Linked DNA regions of Mus musculus: region 2 is linked to region 1. Evidence: chromatin loops called from intact Hi-C (ENCODE). Cell type or tissue: heart. All regions are shown on one strand.

The links. Peaks named below come from ENCODE experiments on the same cell type or tissue, not always from the same donor. Only the 100,000 strongest peaks of a DNase experiment are listed, where the experiment ranks them.
Region 2: it touches region 1 in a loop (7-fold over the local background); 12 of 42 quality-filtered maps call a loop at or near these places.

Annotation. Positions count from the first base shown.
Region 1 is chr9:116,380,755-116,388,754 of GRCm38, reverse strand. No RefSeq gene overlaps it. Among named protein-coding and RNA genes, the nearest start is that of Gm31559, 8.1 kb to the left of the region's middle. In heart, a CTCF peak has its summit at 4,325 (motif pointing right); DNase peaks (open chromatin) are centred at 4,334, 4,704 and 5,224; H3K4me3 peaks cover 739 bases; H3K27ac peaks cover 1,130 bases.
Region 2 is chr9:116,057,592-116,065,591 of GRCm38, reverse strand. All of the region lies in intron 14 of Gadl1 (glutamate decarboxylase-like 1), which reads right to left. Among named protein-coding and RNA genes, the nearest start is that of Gm31014, 7.1 kb to the right of the region's middle. In heart, CTCF peaks have their summits at 4,774 (motif pointing left) and 6,257 (motif pointing right); no DNase peak of the experiment used is centred here.

The sequences.
Region 1 (8,000 bases):
ATGCCTTCAACCCAAGGCTGTCTCACAGATTTGAAAAACAAAATATTCAGACCACGGAGGATAAGTCATAGAGAGAAATTATTATGGATTTATAGATGGGAGCTTAAGGTGGGGTGCGGGGAACACACGCCTACAAATACAAAGCTCCTGTGTAGTAAGGCGGGTCACAGGAAATAGGGTACCACTGAGCATCACTGCCTTGGAGCTAGCAAGGCTTTACTGCCTGGAATGCCGGATACAGGGAATGCTCAGGCAGTCTAGTGCCCTTCTGGGTGTCAAAGTGCCTCAAAGTTTTATTCTCATTCTCTATGGTTTCCAGGAAAGAGCTACTCCAGAAAAAGTGTTGTTGTTGTTGTTGTTTGAGGCGACCGCAAGGCAAAGGAATGCCACAAAATCACACCAGGCAATAGACCTCATGCCAGAGATTTATGGTGGGCAGCACACAAAAGGCTACCTCTGAGCAGGAATGAGAAGGAGCAGGCCATGAAGGCAGGGCGTTAAAACAGGTATAGCGCATGCGCATAGGGAGAATGCGCGACTCCTGGTGCTTGACGGTGGAACTGTGTCAAGTCTGACTGCTGGTGATGGGAGTGGGCAATGGTGCTGCGTCACTGAAGGTGGCTAGGGGAGTACCTGGCTAGGGGAGTACCTGGCTAGGGGAGTACCTGGCTAGGGGAGTACCTGGCTAGGGCAGTACCTGGCTAGGGGAGTACCTGGCTAGGGCAGTACCTGGCTAGGGGAGTACCTGGCTAGGGGAGTACCTGGCTAGGGGAATCTGGGCGGTTCTGGGTTTACCAATGAGAAGAAGTAATGAAAAGTCAGGTCCCTACCCTCACCCCCGCTTTTAGCATCTCCAGACTCTGACTATGGTGGAACCAGACGCGTTTGGCCTTTAACAGTTATGACTACCAAAAACCCCAAAGGCAAGCCCAGCAGTTTCCCGATATGGAAAGAAATGGATCCCTGACTTTTATTGAGGAGTTTTCCCCAGTGCTGTGAAACTGTAAAGCACCTTTCTTCAAAGCTTGGTGGAACACACCATAGGAATATATCTGCAACTGCTTTTGAAGAACTCCTGTCTATATATTTTGCCACTTGCTTGGAAAAAGCATCATAAAAATTGTTGCATTTACTTGTGAGAAAACTAATTCTCAAAATGGTTCTAGAATTTTTCTTTCTTAGTATTATTTACTTAGTGAGTGGAAGCAGATCACAGCTGCTTGTAGCTCTGGCCTGTAGGTCTTCTCTTTCTCTGCCTTCATTTGCACATCTTCTGGGTCCTTAGAACTTCAAATGAAGTCCATAGCTGATGTCTTAATTGCTTTCTGTTGCTGTGAAAACACCTTGAGCAAAAAAGCAACCCGAGGAGGAAGAGTCAGGCAGGAACTCAAAGCAGGAAGCTGGAGGCAGGTCCAAAGCAGAGGTCATGGAGGAGTGTTTCCTACTGCTCTGCCTATGGCTTGCTCATCCTGCTTTCCTGTAGAACCTAGGACCACTTGCCCAGGAGTGGCACCACTACTGGGAAGCTGGGCCCTCCCACATCAATCATCATCTGAGGAAAGCTCCCTGCCTCCCACGTGTCCATGGGCCAATCTGATGGAGGCAATTCCTCTGTTGAGTTTCCCTCTTCCCAAGTGGCTCAAAGTGTGTGTCCAACTGACGATAACTAACCAGTCCAGTTAGATGTGGTGGCATATGCCTCTAATGCCAACACTGGGGACGGCACAAAGGAAGTAGGATTGTAAATTCAAGGCTACAGAGAAAGTTTGAGACCTTCCCAGACCTCAGTGAAACCTTGTCTGTAAACAAAGGAGTGAATGTGACCTCGGTGGCAGCAGGAGCCCCTGTACCTGTCCCCAGGAGCCCCTGTACCTGTCCCTAGGCAGCATCGCAGGCTTCACAGCAGACTCCAGAGTATGGCCTTTAAACAAGACCCGTGCTTCAGGCTCACGTTTCAGAAGCACTCTACTAGAAACTGATAGACGCAATACTCTCTCCTTTCAACCAGATGTCAGCACACAGTAACCTTCGAAAGTCTCGTGGATCAAGCCCCTAAAGGGACACAGATCAGGGTATTTCTTATTCTGTGGGTCTGAAGAGAAATCTGTTCATATTTACCTCTTGAAAAGGAAAAAAATGCATGTTTTGTTTTGTTTTGTTTTGTTTTGTTTTGTTTTTCGAGACAGGGTTTCTCTGTGTAGCCCTGGCTGTCCTGGAACTCACTTTGTAGACCAGGCTGTCCTTGAACTCAGAAATCCACCTGCCTCTTCCTCCTGAGTGCTGGGATTAAAGGTGTGGGCCACCATGCCCAGCTTTTTTACAATTGCATGTGTACCCCATCAGGAAAGAGGGAGGGCGTGTTAATGTCCCTTTGCACCAGGGTGACAGTAAGTGGGGTGGGCAAGCAACCTACTGCTTGAAGGATTTCATTAGAACTTCTCTGTTGATATAAACATTTAAATTGAATGTTCAATGTCAAGTAGATGCTTGTGAAATTAAGGCTCTCCCATCATGCCCTGTGCTGCGTAACAATGGATGGTGTTCACTATTCCTAAGAAAAATGATCTATTGGAAATCAATGCTGTGTCCAATTGTCCAATTGCTTTGTTGATAACCAGTTAGATGAGACCAGATAAGTCATTTTAATTGCTTCCATTCTGCATTCTCCTGCCAGCAACTTTAGATTGGCTCATCTTGATATAGCCTGTCCATAGTTCAGCACAGAACTGGCATTTTAAAAGTCACTGGCAATAGAAAGTTTGAAAGGAAAAAATGACACCCCCCCCCCCACACACACACCAAGCTGTGCCTTGACCCCTGCACCTCTTTGTGAATAAATCCTCAGGGCCCTTCCTTGTACTTAAGGTAACTGTTTCTTCTTTTCCTGAGCAAGACAGTACCTCAGAAACCTCAGAAACAACAGTCTAGCACAGCCCCCAAATGAGATATGTGCCACTGAACGCCCAGAAGTGGCTGAAGCACTCCCAGGGAGCCATGGAGTAATCTCGGGGCTATCATGGAGTATCAGGGTGCGTAGCCTGCAGCCAGGAGCTTTTCTGATAAAAGAAAAATTATATAGTAACAGACCCTGGTCCTTGAGGAGTAGAGAAATTGTCACTGCTCTTTTATGCACTGTGAGTTTTCGCCTAATGTAAACTCCAGCAGTCTTCCAGCTCTCCACCTGCAAGCTAATCAAGGCTCTTTGGTTCTTACAGAGGACAGAGGTTTAATCTTGGCTTCCTGTCCCCAAAGATCTGTCTCTCTGTGTGGCAGAGATCTCATACGGGACCTGGAGCTCTAGAATGATGGTTGCCACGATTTTGGGGTACATATCAGATAGATGCCTTGTGAGCTCCTAACAAGAAGGAAGTGAAGTGTGTGTGTGTGTGTGTGTGTGTGTGTGTGTGTGTGTCCACAGACTATGAGTGGAGGTCAGAAGGCAACTTTGAGAGTTGGGAGACCAAACTTAGGCCATCAGTCTTGGCAGCAAGCACTTTTGTTCATTGGGCAATCTTACTGGTCTTTTACTTAGACTTTCTTTCTTTCTTTCTTTCTTTCTTTCTTCCTTCCTTCCTTCCTTTTTTTTTTTTAATAGAAATAGAAAACCAACTTAATACTGGAGTTCACAATCCTTGATCTATAATGTAACTCATTTTACAAACCCACAATAGCTCTACATGGAATATTTTCTATATTATACTGTATTATCTAGTATATATAATATACTTCCATGTTGGAAGAGCTAAGTAACACCCACAGCAGTTACCACCATGTGTAGCGAGAGATGGGTGGTCTGTTCAGAGCCTCAGAGCTGATTGTGGGGTGTAATCACGAGCCTTCTGCTTTGGGGTCTAACGACGTGTTTGGAAATGTGGGTGTGGCTGACTTCTCCACAGTCTGAAGGTTTCCACTGTTCCAGATGGCCAGTAAGGAATGCGTGGCCCACCTCTGTGGGATTGAGGAAGCTAGGTGGTATTTCTCGGCAAAGAACACAAAGGAAGTTATTTATGACTTATGCGTTCTTTCAGGTACTAGGGGTGTTTGATTGTATTCATAAGTCGTCTATGAAACAAAATAATGTGTTGGAAAAGCAGAGCTCACTCACGGGGATAGTGATTTTCCCGAGACTAGAGTGTCGAATGACCCCTCCGGGGAGTAGAGGCACTGGCTTAGCCCTGGCAATGCTACAATAGCGTGCCTTCTATATCAAGACTCTGAGGCACCAGGCCGTAGAGCCCCGGCTGGCGCACTGTGAGCACAATTTAGAGCTTGTGATGATTTGAATGAGACACATCTCTTAGGCTCCTGTGTTTGAACACGGCCCCAGCTGGTGGCGCTGTTAGGGAGGGTTGTGGAACCTTGTAGGTGGTGAAGCCTCACTGGAGGAAGTGGGTTACTGTAGGCTGGCCTTGAGGTTTTATGAAAGCATTTCCGGTCTCACTTCATTCTCTGCTCCCTAACAGAGAAGGGACCATTCCTAAGAACCAGCTCCCTCAAGATCCTGCCTTCTTGTATTCGCCATCTGGAAGGACTGTTCCCCACTCCCAGCCGTACCCCTACCCCCACCCCCATCCCCACCCCTTAAGCCATGAAGCAAAATAAACTGGTTCTCCTTTAAGCTGCTTTTCGACCAGAGTGAGAAAAGTAATTCAGCAGAACCTAAAGAAAGGTGTCCTGCCAAGCCTGGCCAGTGTGAACAACAGAGCCAGCAGAGCCAGCAGAGCCAGCATTCCTGTGTTAGACTCTCGCCAGCATCTCAGGCATACCCCATCAAGAACTCTCTGCGAGACAGCCCTGCGGAAAGCCGAAGCCGAGCTGGTGTTTCTGGGGGCTACACTGGCACGGAGACATCAGATACCTCCAGAGCACAAGCAGCCAGGCACAAGTGCTCAAGCCAGTTAGAAACAGCGGCAGCGTCTAGGGAGAGGTGGAGTCCCCGGGTTTGTTGTTTTCCCCTATCAAATTTCTTAGAAAATAGTTGAGGTCAGCGTGTGTTTTGTATCACTTGCATGGAATGCAACAAAGAAGGAGGAGACCACTTTAGTATGAGCTTCGGGTGGAGGGATAAATTTTACTCTCTCTTTATGCTGTGGGCAATGTGTTAACATGCCGCTGGCTGAATTACCCTCGACTTAAAACACCTGAAAGCAATAAATCCAAGTCCTATCAGGTGACTCATGGGAAAGGCATGCCGCTCTCCTCTTCCAGTCCACAGTCCGTGAGTGTGCATGCCAACCACCATCACCTGGAGGCTCATTGAAAACGGTCCGCTGTGTTTCTGATTGAGTGTATTTCTGGGCTGGAACGTGGCCCAGGAATTTGCATAGCAAAGGAACTCCCAAGATGATGCTGACATTGCAGCTCTGGGGTCACCCCCTAAGAATCCTTGTCTTAAGTAAGGGGCTAAGTTGCAGAGCAATGGAGACACCACAAAAACCTGACACACTGACACATGTGTCTATGATCCCAGAGCTCGGAAGATGGAGAAGCCAGAAGGGGTGGAGGAGGTGGCAGCCTGAAGATCATAAGGAATAATCTAATACATATCAAGATCAAGGCCCCCCTTGGACAGCCTCAATAATAAACAAACAAATTCACTACCCCCCAAAAAAGGCTCTCTTAAACCCAAGATTACTCACACAATTCTCTTCTCGGGGACATACCAGGGATCCTACCTGTTAAGGTTCACAATATTAGCCCAACATTTAAAACCATTTTTAAGATCCAACAGATATGCCACATGTCCCACCCAAGAGCTACTGAGACTCACAAGGCTGCTCTGCATCCCTTGTGATTTTGTGCCTTATCAGTGTGGTGGCTCTCCTCCTGCTGTGGTTCCTTCCATTGTCCTTGCTTGAGCCCTGCCCTGTGAATGCTCTAACAATCATACCAGACATCACTGCTCTGTCCCTGCCAGATCCAAGTGCTGGTCTTGCAGCCCTTCTTTCCTTACAGTTTTCTCTCCTTATAGTTGTTCACAGAATAGCAGAGCTTCTCTGGCCTCCTCTTTAAAGATCCCACACCTTCCAGTGGGATGTACCTTTTGAAGGGCATTGTGTCAGGAGATGAAGAGTCTACAAAGAAATATGGTGCACAGGTGTGATGGAAGATGTTGACAGTCAACCTAACAGGGTTTGGAATCACCTAGGAGACATACCTCTTGGCGTGTCTGTGAGGAAGTTTCCAGAGAGGTTTAGCTGAGTCGGAAAGACCTGCCATGAGTAAGGATGGCACTGTCCCATGGGCTGAAAGCCTAGACTGAAGAAAAAGAGAACTTGAACTGGGCAGAAGAATTCATCTCTCCCTGCTGCCTGACTGGAATCTACCTCAAGCCCCTATGGCCATGCTTTCCCTGTGAACCAAAATAAACCCTTCCTCCCTTCGTTAAGTTTCTTCTATCAAGTAATTTGTCAGAGCAAGAAGACCAGTAATTCGCTGGGCTCCGGGTGGGGGTGGGAAAACGGCTCAGCAGTTAAGGACACTTACTGTTCTTACTGATGACCCAAGTTTGTTCCCCAGTGCACACATTGGGCAGCTCACAACCACCTGTATACAACCCCAGCTCCAGGGAACCTGCCTCCTATAGCAACGTCACTGACATGCACAAATGAGCATATACACAAGCAAATTCATACATTAATAATTAAAAAGTAAGATCTATCTGGGGGTGATGGTGCATACCTTTTTAATGACAGCATTTAAGAGGCACAAAGATGGGTAGATCTTTGTGAATAAGGTCAGACTCATCGACATCTGACTTCCAGGCCAGCCCAGGCTACCTAGTGAGAGCCTATCTCAATAAGTAAATTTTCAAACAAATGAAAAACACATAAACAAGAATTTTTTTATGAGGACAGTAATGGATTATTGTTTTCAGCCATTAAATAACCATATTTGGAAGAATTATCACATTTCTTCATTTTAGGGTTAATTTAATTAATTGAATAGGACAGGAAGTTTAGCCACAGTCTGTGTAGATCGCTCCAGGTAAAAGCACATGCCACACAAGGCTGATGACCTGAGTGTGCTCTCTGGATCCAAGGAAAGGTAGAAGGAGAAGTGACTCTGTGAAGTTGTCCTCTGAACCTTCGCACGCACTGTGGCGCACACACACACACTGTGACACACATGTATACACACACACACCACAAGTAATGATAATAACATTTTAAAGATCTGTTTTACTCTTAGTCATGTGCATACATGTGTGTTGTGTGGGGATATGTTCATGTGTATATAGGCATCTTTAGAGGCCAAAGAGGAAATCAGCTCTCCTGCAGCTGGAGATACAGGCAGTTGTGAGTTCCCTAATAGCTGTGGGTGCTGGGAGCAGAACTCTAGTCTACTGGAAGCACCCTTAACCACTGAGACATTTTGCCAGCTCAGAAAATGTTTTTCTTAAGTGTGTAAAAGATGTATAGATATAGATATAATGATATGTCTTATCTGATTTTATTTATGCCAATATATGTAAATACAAACAGATTTGGGATTATTTTCAAAATGTTCATAGAAATTACGGTTATGGTTGATTATTTTTTCTTTTTATAATTTTTAAGAGGGCTAGAGAGATGGTTCCGTGGTTAAGAGCACAAGCTGCGCTTACAGAGGACTGGGGTTCAATTCCCAGCACCCACATGGCAGCTCACAACTGTCTGTAGCTCCAGTTCCAGGGGCTCTGACACCTGCATACCAATGCATATAAAATAAAGTTAAAAAAATACCTTTTAGAATTTTTTTTAGGAAAACCAATAGTAAAGCAGACTCTCGGTTTCTTTTGTATTTTAAAAAAAACACCGAAGAATTAACAGCTTGTCAGTTTTTTAAAAACCTCAAGTTGCCTGCTTGATTATTGTTTCTGAAGTAATTCTTGAATGGAGGAGAATAATGCATTTTTTTTTCAGCTAAAGGAAGAAAGGGAGGAACATGAAGTCAGACCTTGGCAACAAGCTCACAGTCACGTTGTGCATGGTGTGGCTGCTAGCATGTGAATGAAGACC
Region 2 (8,000 bases), 320 kb after region 1:
TGGAGGTAGTTTACAATGACAGGGGGCAGACATGGAGGGTTGGGGAGATGAGTGGAATTGGGGTACATGATGTGATATTCACAATGAATCAATAAAGTATAAAAAAACAAGAAAGTTTATCAAAACAAAAGTCACTGCCTTTCCTTTAAGTTAGTTCTTGGTTATATAATAATAGTTATCATATAATAATATGTAATATTTATACATTTAAAAAATAATTTTAATCAAGTCATTTGGACTGAAGAGCTGCCTTCTACCGGACACTCCAACTTATCCCCTCTGGTTGTTACTCACTAGGTAAGGAAGTGCTTCCAGCGCTCAGTCTTGTGGGTTGATGATGGAAGAATTTGAAAGGGCATTTTCTCTCATGGCCCTTCCTTTTCACAGACACACCACTACAGTCTATAGTGAACATGTTCAGTATTTTCCTTTTTACATATTTTAAGGCCTGCATCTTCCACCATCGCTGCAGTGGCCAGGACCACATAAGCTCCCAGCAGACACTGTGGGTGCTCCTCGCCTGTTCTGACTTAATGTGGACAGAAGTTTTTCATGTTTAACATGTATTAACCCAATACACCAGCTAAGCACACGTCAGCATGTACGCACATGTCAGCACGTATGCACACGTCAGCACGTACGCACACGTCAGCACGTACGCACACGTCAGCACGTACGCACACGTCAGCATGTACTGCAGGCGACTCCCCTGCCTCCCTGAAGGTTTGAAGGTCACGGGAACTGTATATTTAAAGTCAACCTCTAAGGCCCTCATTCTTTCTTTATGCACTGAAGTGGGAGGTGATTTGTGGATTACATATTTTTTTAGTGTGTTCAGAAACAGGCGGGGAAATGATGAAAACTACTTTAAGGCCCGCTTTTTTCTTAGCTTCTAAAATAATGAGCTCTTCTGAATGAAGCCCTAAAACTGGAACCCGGAGGAGAGGCCATGTGCAGCTCTGGCTGGCTCATCCATCTCTCCAGACAGTGCCCCCAAAACACTCCATAAATGGTTTCAACCTGGGTGAATGGATTATTGTAAAGATTCCTGAAATAATCCTCTCATCTTTTAACACAGCTCTGACCCAGTTTGGGGAGTATCTTTGATACTTTTTCCCGCTTCACTGACCTCCAGGATGAAGGGTCAGACACATCTGCATTTAACAGGCCATGTTCATCTCAGGGCTCACAAAGGGGGTCAGTCTTTCTTTCAAAAGGAAATTGAAAAGAATATTACGAGGCCTCATTTCAGGAGATGCTGGCTTCTGTTTTTATAACCAGAGCTAACAGAGAGCAGAGATACAAACCCACAGCCCTGTCTTGGAACAGCGCATTGATTGGAGGAGAATGGAGACGCCGTGGCTTAAGTGGAGTTTGCTTCGGTATGAATGTATGGATGGTTCACAGATCCGGGACTCTTCACTCCAAAAGGAAGTACAGACCCATATGGAAGACAGGGTGGGGCTGGAAAGAATTACACAGGGACAGCCTAGGCAGGGAGGAATAGGGTGAAGACATGGGACCTTACAGGAAGTGAGAACGCTTGAGCGTGACCTGTGGGAGATGCTACGGGCTAAGTGCTTGCTGCTTAATCAGGAGGACCTGAGTTCAATACCCAAGGACCTCCATAAAGATGGGACTGGGACAGTGTGCTTGTGGTCCTAGTGCTGGGGGGAGGGGGTAGTGGGGGCAGGGGCAGGATCATCCTAAGGATGCCTGGCCAGTCAACCCAGCTAAACTGGGGATCTTCAGGCTCAAGGAGAGACATTACTTGAGAAGATAGTGTAGAGAACTGATTAAGGAATCCCTGTTCACATTCTGAATGATAGAAAATTGGTGCATTGTGCACCAGTTTGTGAAATGCCTGAAACTTGCCATTGCCGTGACAAAGTACCTGAGGCAGCACTCTTTCCAAGATACTGAGATTGCCTCCCCATATTCTTGCCTTTCCTCTTGGGCAAAATAATGGCCCGAGTCTTTAAGAACTACTTTCTTTCCCTGGATAATACAACTCATTATCAAGTCTCTCATATGACCCTAACGCAGGTAAGAACACTTACTCTCAAGTGATATGAACAGAAATAGGGTCACAGACTTTAGCAGACTAAGCCGTTGAGCCTAAAGAGACTTAGATCGTATATGGAAAGGGTGCTGTGGGAGTAAATGAGAAACGTCCCTCGCTGGCTCATGTGTTTGAGATTGTCCCCAGTTGGTGGTGATATCTGGGGGGAAGTGATGGACTGTTTAGAAAGGGCAGACTTGTTGGAAGAACTATGTCATTGGAAGCAAGATTTAAGGTCTTATTGCCTGGCTTCACTTCCTGTTCTCTGTCTCTGCTTCCTGTGTAGATGGACTTGTGATCTCTCAACTTCCTGTGCCTGCCATGCCTCCTTCAGAGCTGTTAGGGACTGTCTCTATGGAACCATAAACCAAACTTTTTTTAATAAGTTGCTTTAGGTCATGATGTTTTATTGCCGACACCGAACAGCAGTTGTTGCAGTAGGTATCATTTGCAGAGTAGGCAAGGCTACTTGGACTCAACACTCATTTACCCTAATCCACCAATGATGGGGTTTGACATTGTTAATGGAGACAGCCCTCAGCAGTCCTGTGAAGTGTACAGGTAGTAGTAGTCCACCATGGAGATGGCACGGAAGTCTTGATTTCAGAATCCAGTCATTGAAAATCCTGAGTCCTACAATCACTAAGATGTTGGGTCTGGAAATTCATTTTAGCCAATTGACCCAAATATGGGAACCTCCACGTTAAAGAAGCACAAAGAGTCTGTGATGGGCACATGGTTTTCAATGCCTCCACTTTCATGAGGTTTGGGAAATAGCCTGAGGCTCATCCTTGGACAGGGAACAAATAGGAGGGCAAACACTTTGTGTACAAGCAGATTTCTCATTCTCTGTTTTACTCTTCCCTCATCTGAGAGAGAGTCTAGTCCCTGCCCATAAGACTTCCTACAGTTAGGAAGATCAACATATTAAAACAACAATTCAGTTGGGGTGAAGGAAAAAAATGAACATTGAAATGATGGTGGGGGGTGTTGAATGAGCTAGACTTATCATATTATCAGAGGATTTTCTGTAAATGTGGTGCTGTGGTTTGTGTGTGTGTGTGTGTGTGTGTGTGTTCTTAGCAGCCATCATTGCAGGGGAGTGGGAATAAAATGGTATGAGATTTTTAAAATGATTTACTTATACACCTCTGTGCATGTGTGTACATGTCATGTGCATGCAAGTCCCTGGAGAGGCCAGAAGAGCGTGGTGGGTCTCATGGAGCTGGAGTTACAGTCAGTTGGGAGCCAACCGATCTGGGTGCTGGAAAGTGAACTCGGGTCTTCTGAGTGATATCTCCAGACTCCTACAATAGTAAGTTTGAACATGGAAAGACAGAAGAGTCCTGAGACCTTCTGTTCTGAGACAGCACTGCTTGGGTTAGCATGTATCCCCCTTCCCATCCTCTCAGGCTATTCGGGGTAGCACACACATCATGCGAGTGCTTGAGAGCACATGGATGTCTATAGCAGATGCCTTTCAGGTCCCCACAGGCTTGTTCTGCTCCTCAGATGGAGCTCATCTCCACAGGGGTGAGTGAGTCACATGACAAACAGGTTACGAGACTAATGAATCAGGATCTGTTGTGTTCCTGAAGACAGACAGACCACAGGCATAAGCAAGCCATCCTTCCTCCCAGGGTTTTAGCATCTTCCCTCTTGGATGGTCTAAAAATCCTCCCATTGATAAGCCTCTAGACATCAAACACAATATCTATACATACACATACATACATTCACACACACACACACTCCGACAGACAGACAGACAGACAGACACACATACACACACACACACACACACACACACACTGCAGTCTCCTTGACTACTGGCAGCCATGAATGACCGAACTCTGCATAGATCTGTCAAGATTATGATATGTTCGTCTATCTGAGTAATAAAGAAGGAAGGGAGGGAGAGAAGAAGTGGGATGTGGAATTAAATTGAATTGGAAGCACACACTCATATTCATTCTGGTAAGGGATAAAGTCATATCAATGCATACATCTCTTTGGATATTTTTGCAAAAAAATCTTCAAATCCAATTTCTCCTGAAAAGGTAGCTGCTGTCCTATTTTTCTGAATCAAATTAATGTGTCAGTATTTTTAAAACATTATATTATCACTTTGTGCATTTGTGTCTGTGTGTGTACATATGTATGTGTATATATGCCTGCCACATGAGTGCAGGTGACCTCAGATGCCAGGAGAGGGTGATCTATCTCCCTGAAGCCGCAGTTACAGGCAGCTGTGAGCCCCTGACATGGGTGCTGGTTTTCTGGAAGATTGATACCGCGCCATCTCTCCAGTCCCAGATTTAGTCTGTTTTATATTTCCCCCTCTCACCTATTTGTCCTTTCTACATAAAACCCAGGCGGTTGGGACTGCCTGACTGTCTCCTTTATGAGGACTGTGAGTGAATGTGGTCTTGATTCACTGAACCAGCTAGATGCCTGGGGTCAGTAATGATGGGTCTCTCCAAACTTCCTGCCAATCAACAGAACTATTCTATGACTTCAAAATGCTTCCCATTAGAGCCACCTCAACAGTATTTACAAGGATGGCCTCCCAAATGCTCAGCCGCATGCAGACCTCATTTACTCATCTGGGGATGGGGAAAGGGAAGCCAGTTGGGGAGGGATGCTGCTTCTACATTCCCCTGGGCCAGAACACGGGCACAGATGCTATGGATTGACTCAGAACGCCATCTAGTGAAGGATAAGAGGAAGTGCAGAGAAAAAACTCCAAACTGGATCCTGATTCAATTGTCCTTTATAAAGGACTACTTTAAATCGGTCTGAAAACAGTGACAAGTGTGACTTGGAGGTGCTTACCTCTAGTGACAACTACTCAGGGGGCTGAGGAAGGAGGTCAAAGGTCAAGGCTAGCCTGGCTGCTGAGTTCAAAGCCAGCATGGGCAACTTTGGGAGACCTTGTCTAAAATAAACAATCGAATAATCAGCTAAATAACAAAATCTGTAGGAATGTGTGAACACTCTCATAGGGCTTACAAGGTACCAGATTCAATCCCTAGGACTGTCCTCTGCTCCCTGAAATAATGATGTGAGCATGAGGTGGTGGTGGTGGTGGTGGTGGTATGCATGGGGAACAGGTATAGTTTAGAAGTCACAGCTTTTGTTTGAGATAGGGTCTCTCATTGGTCTGGAACTTTACAGGGGAGCCAGGCTGACAGGCCTGGCAGCTTTGGTAGAGTCACCTGTCTCTGCTCCCATGTCACAGCACTAAGACTCCATACTGGTGACTCACCCAGCTTTTTTACTTGGGTTCTAAAGGCAGGTCCTTGTGCTGGTTCAACGCGAGCTTTACTGGCCAAGGTGTCTCCATCTCCCCAGCCTTGTGAGCTTTAAACTATGGAAGAGCCACAAAGCACGGTGACTTTAGCACAGACCAGATTCAACAATTTATCCTACCCGCCTCTTGGGAGGTAGACCAGCACGCTCTTGTGTTGGCATCTCTGAGACTGGAGTCAGCATGGCCACAGTTTCCTCCCACAGCCTCCATGGTGTGAATGGCACATAGGGGCCTGAGGAGGTGGATACCAGGGTGCCAGTGTTTTGAAGCGAGCCTCAGACAGCCATGGTGGTCTGCAGTGAAGAGGCCCTTGGGCAAGAGAACCCAGCTATCAAAAAATTAAAACTTGTCTGGCCTCAATAGTTTCTATCAGAAAAATCAGTGCCAATTGCACCTGTTTTGCAGCATGCCACACTCAAAAGGCATTCAGTAAGTACCACACCATTCAGTAACGAGTGGGGGCAGCTAAAGTTTTTAACCCCAAGAAGAGAGCTGAATATAATTCAACGTTCACATTCTTTTTTCTTTTCTTTTCTTTTCTTTTCTTTTCTTTTCTTTCTTTCTTTCTTTCTTTTTTTTTTTTTTTTTGGCTTTTCAAGACAGGGTTTCTCTGTATGCTGTGACATACTTTAGTTAGTGGGAGAAGAGGAGGGTTTGAAATTGCTGTAAGAATACATAATTAGGGATGCAGGTTTGCCCAGGGGAGACCTAATTTATGTGTGAGCCTGTTGTCATGGTTACAGCATCCACAAGACTGAAAGTGTCCTAAGTGAGATCATCCATATACTGTGGTCACCAGACCCACATAATCTACTTAAAAATGATGTTTCTGTTTTCATGCTGTGCAAGTGTAGGCTTGCACACTTGTATGCTGTGCCCGTGAAGCCCAGAAGAGGGCACTGGGTGCCCGGGAGCTGGAGTTAGGGGACAGTCATGAGCAAGAGTGGGTGTGGCTTTAAACTCTGAACCAAAATAAACTCTCGCTTCCCTAAATTGCTTTGTATTTTCTCACAGGGTAGAACAGCACCTGCCCAGGGTTTTCGCAGGAAGCAAGAGAACTGAGATGTGCCAATGGCATACCAAGGCAATCTGAAACAATGGAGAGTCCTTGTGCAAGGTCATTGCTGTGGCACCCTGCACACCTTTAATCCTATCACTCAGCAGGCAGAGGCAAGTGAATCTGTGTGAGCTCAAGTCATGTTGGTCTGTTTAGTGACTTCCAGGCTACACAGGGACACTGTGTCTACAGAAATAGTACTTGTTCTAGTGGATGGGACAATTATCTCTCAAGTTCTCGAATACATGACTACTAAGTTAGAAGATGTATAGGTGTGAGGCTATCGCTGGCTAAGCAAGACAATACCAATAAGCTGGTGGGACTTTGGCATCTACTGGGAATGGGAACTCTTCGAGGCCACTGACCCTAACCACTTCTGGGCATTCCATCATTGTACATATACAACTATCAAATCTTAGGTAGTTTCATATATGTGAAGGAGATATCCTGCCAACCAACTTCCTTTTAAAAAACTAAACACTGCCACTACCCACAAACAGACATGGTGTTTCCTCACATGCGTGAGGAAGTGACTTACGGACATTCTGATATCAGTCTTCTTGGTTGAACTGCCTAGAATAACTCTGTTTTGTCCTAGTTTTAACAAAAATCCATCTTGTGCTTCGCCCCACTGCTCCCCAGGCCCTGTTGACCATACTAAGCAGAACATAGTTTCAGTTTGGGACCTTCCATTGTTTTACAACATAAAGCAAATCAACAAGGTGCAGCCTTTGAGCCTTTGGAAACAAAACCTGCAGAAACTTCCACCCGTTGGCCTTCTTCTAGCTTGGTGTGATTGTGGGCTTGAGCCCTTTTGAGCCATGGCAAATGTAGGGAGTCCCCTCTGCAAAGGGTCTGCTCTTCACCAATCTGATCTTCACTGAGAGACCTGGAAAACTGAAACCAAAACCTAAGTCCTATTTCCCTCTCCCCAGCTCCTGGGAAGACCCTTCCAATATGAGGCAGAAAAGGCAGTGTATCAGTTTGTCTCTCACATGTGAAGTCCTCCTTTTGTGCTTTCCCCCTGGATTACAAAGTCCAGTGTGGTGCAGGGTCAGCGAATCTGTTGCTCTATTTTTATCGATATCTGAAGAGAAGCCCACAGGGACATCTTTTGGGAAGTAAATGGTAATTGTGTGCAAATGAGAAAATAAAACTTTTCATGGAATAACAGATCTCTCCAGGCGGGAAGAAGGGGCATTCCGTAGCTTCCTTTTGAAAGCAGTGCAATCATAATGAGAAGCAGCTCAAAGCCTCCATCCTAAAGGGATGTGGAAAAGGGCAGTGCCCGCTCCACGGCCAGTAAGGACCACCCAGAGCATCAAGAGCCTGGGGCTCGGGTTCCACGGCTGACCTGAGAGATGGTAAGGAGTGTGTCACCTCCGTGCATAAATGTTTAAGTTTCCTGGTGGTGAAGATATTTAAATATAAATGAGCCAAGGATAAAAAAAAAAATTTTTTTAAATGCCTATGAAATTTTACTGCCCAGGAGTCTGGATTTGTCAAAGTCGAAGCCAATGAAGCAAATTAAGCTTTGGCTTGTCTGCTGAGGGGAACAGACAGAAACT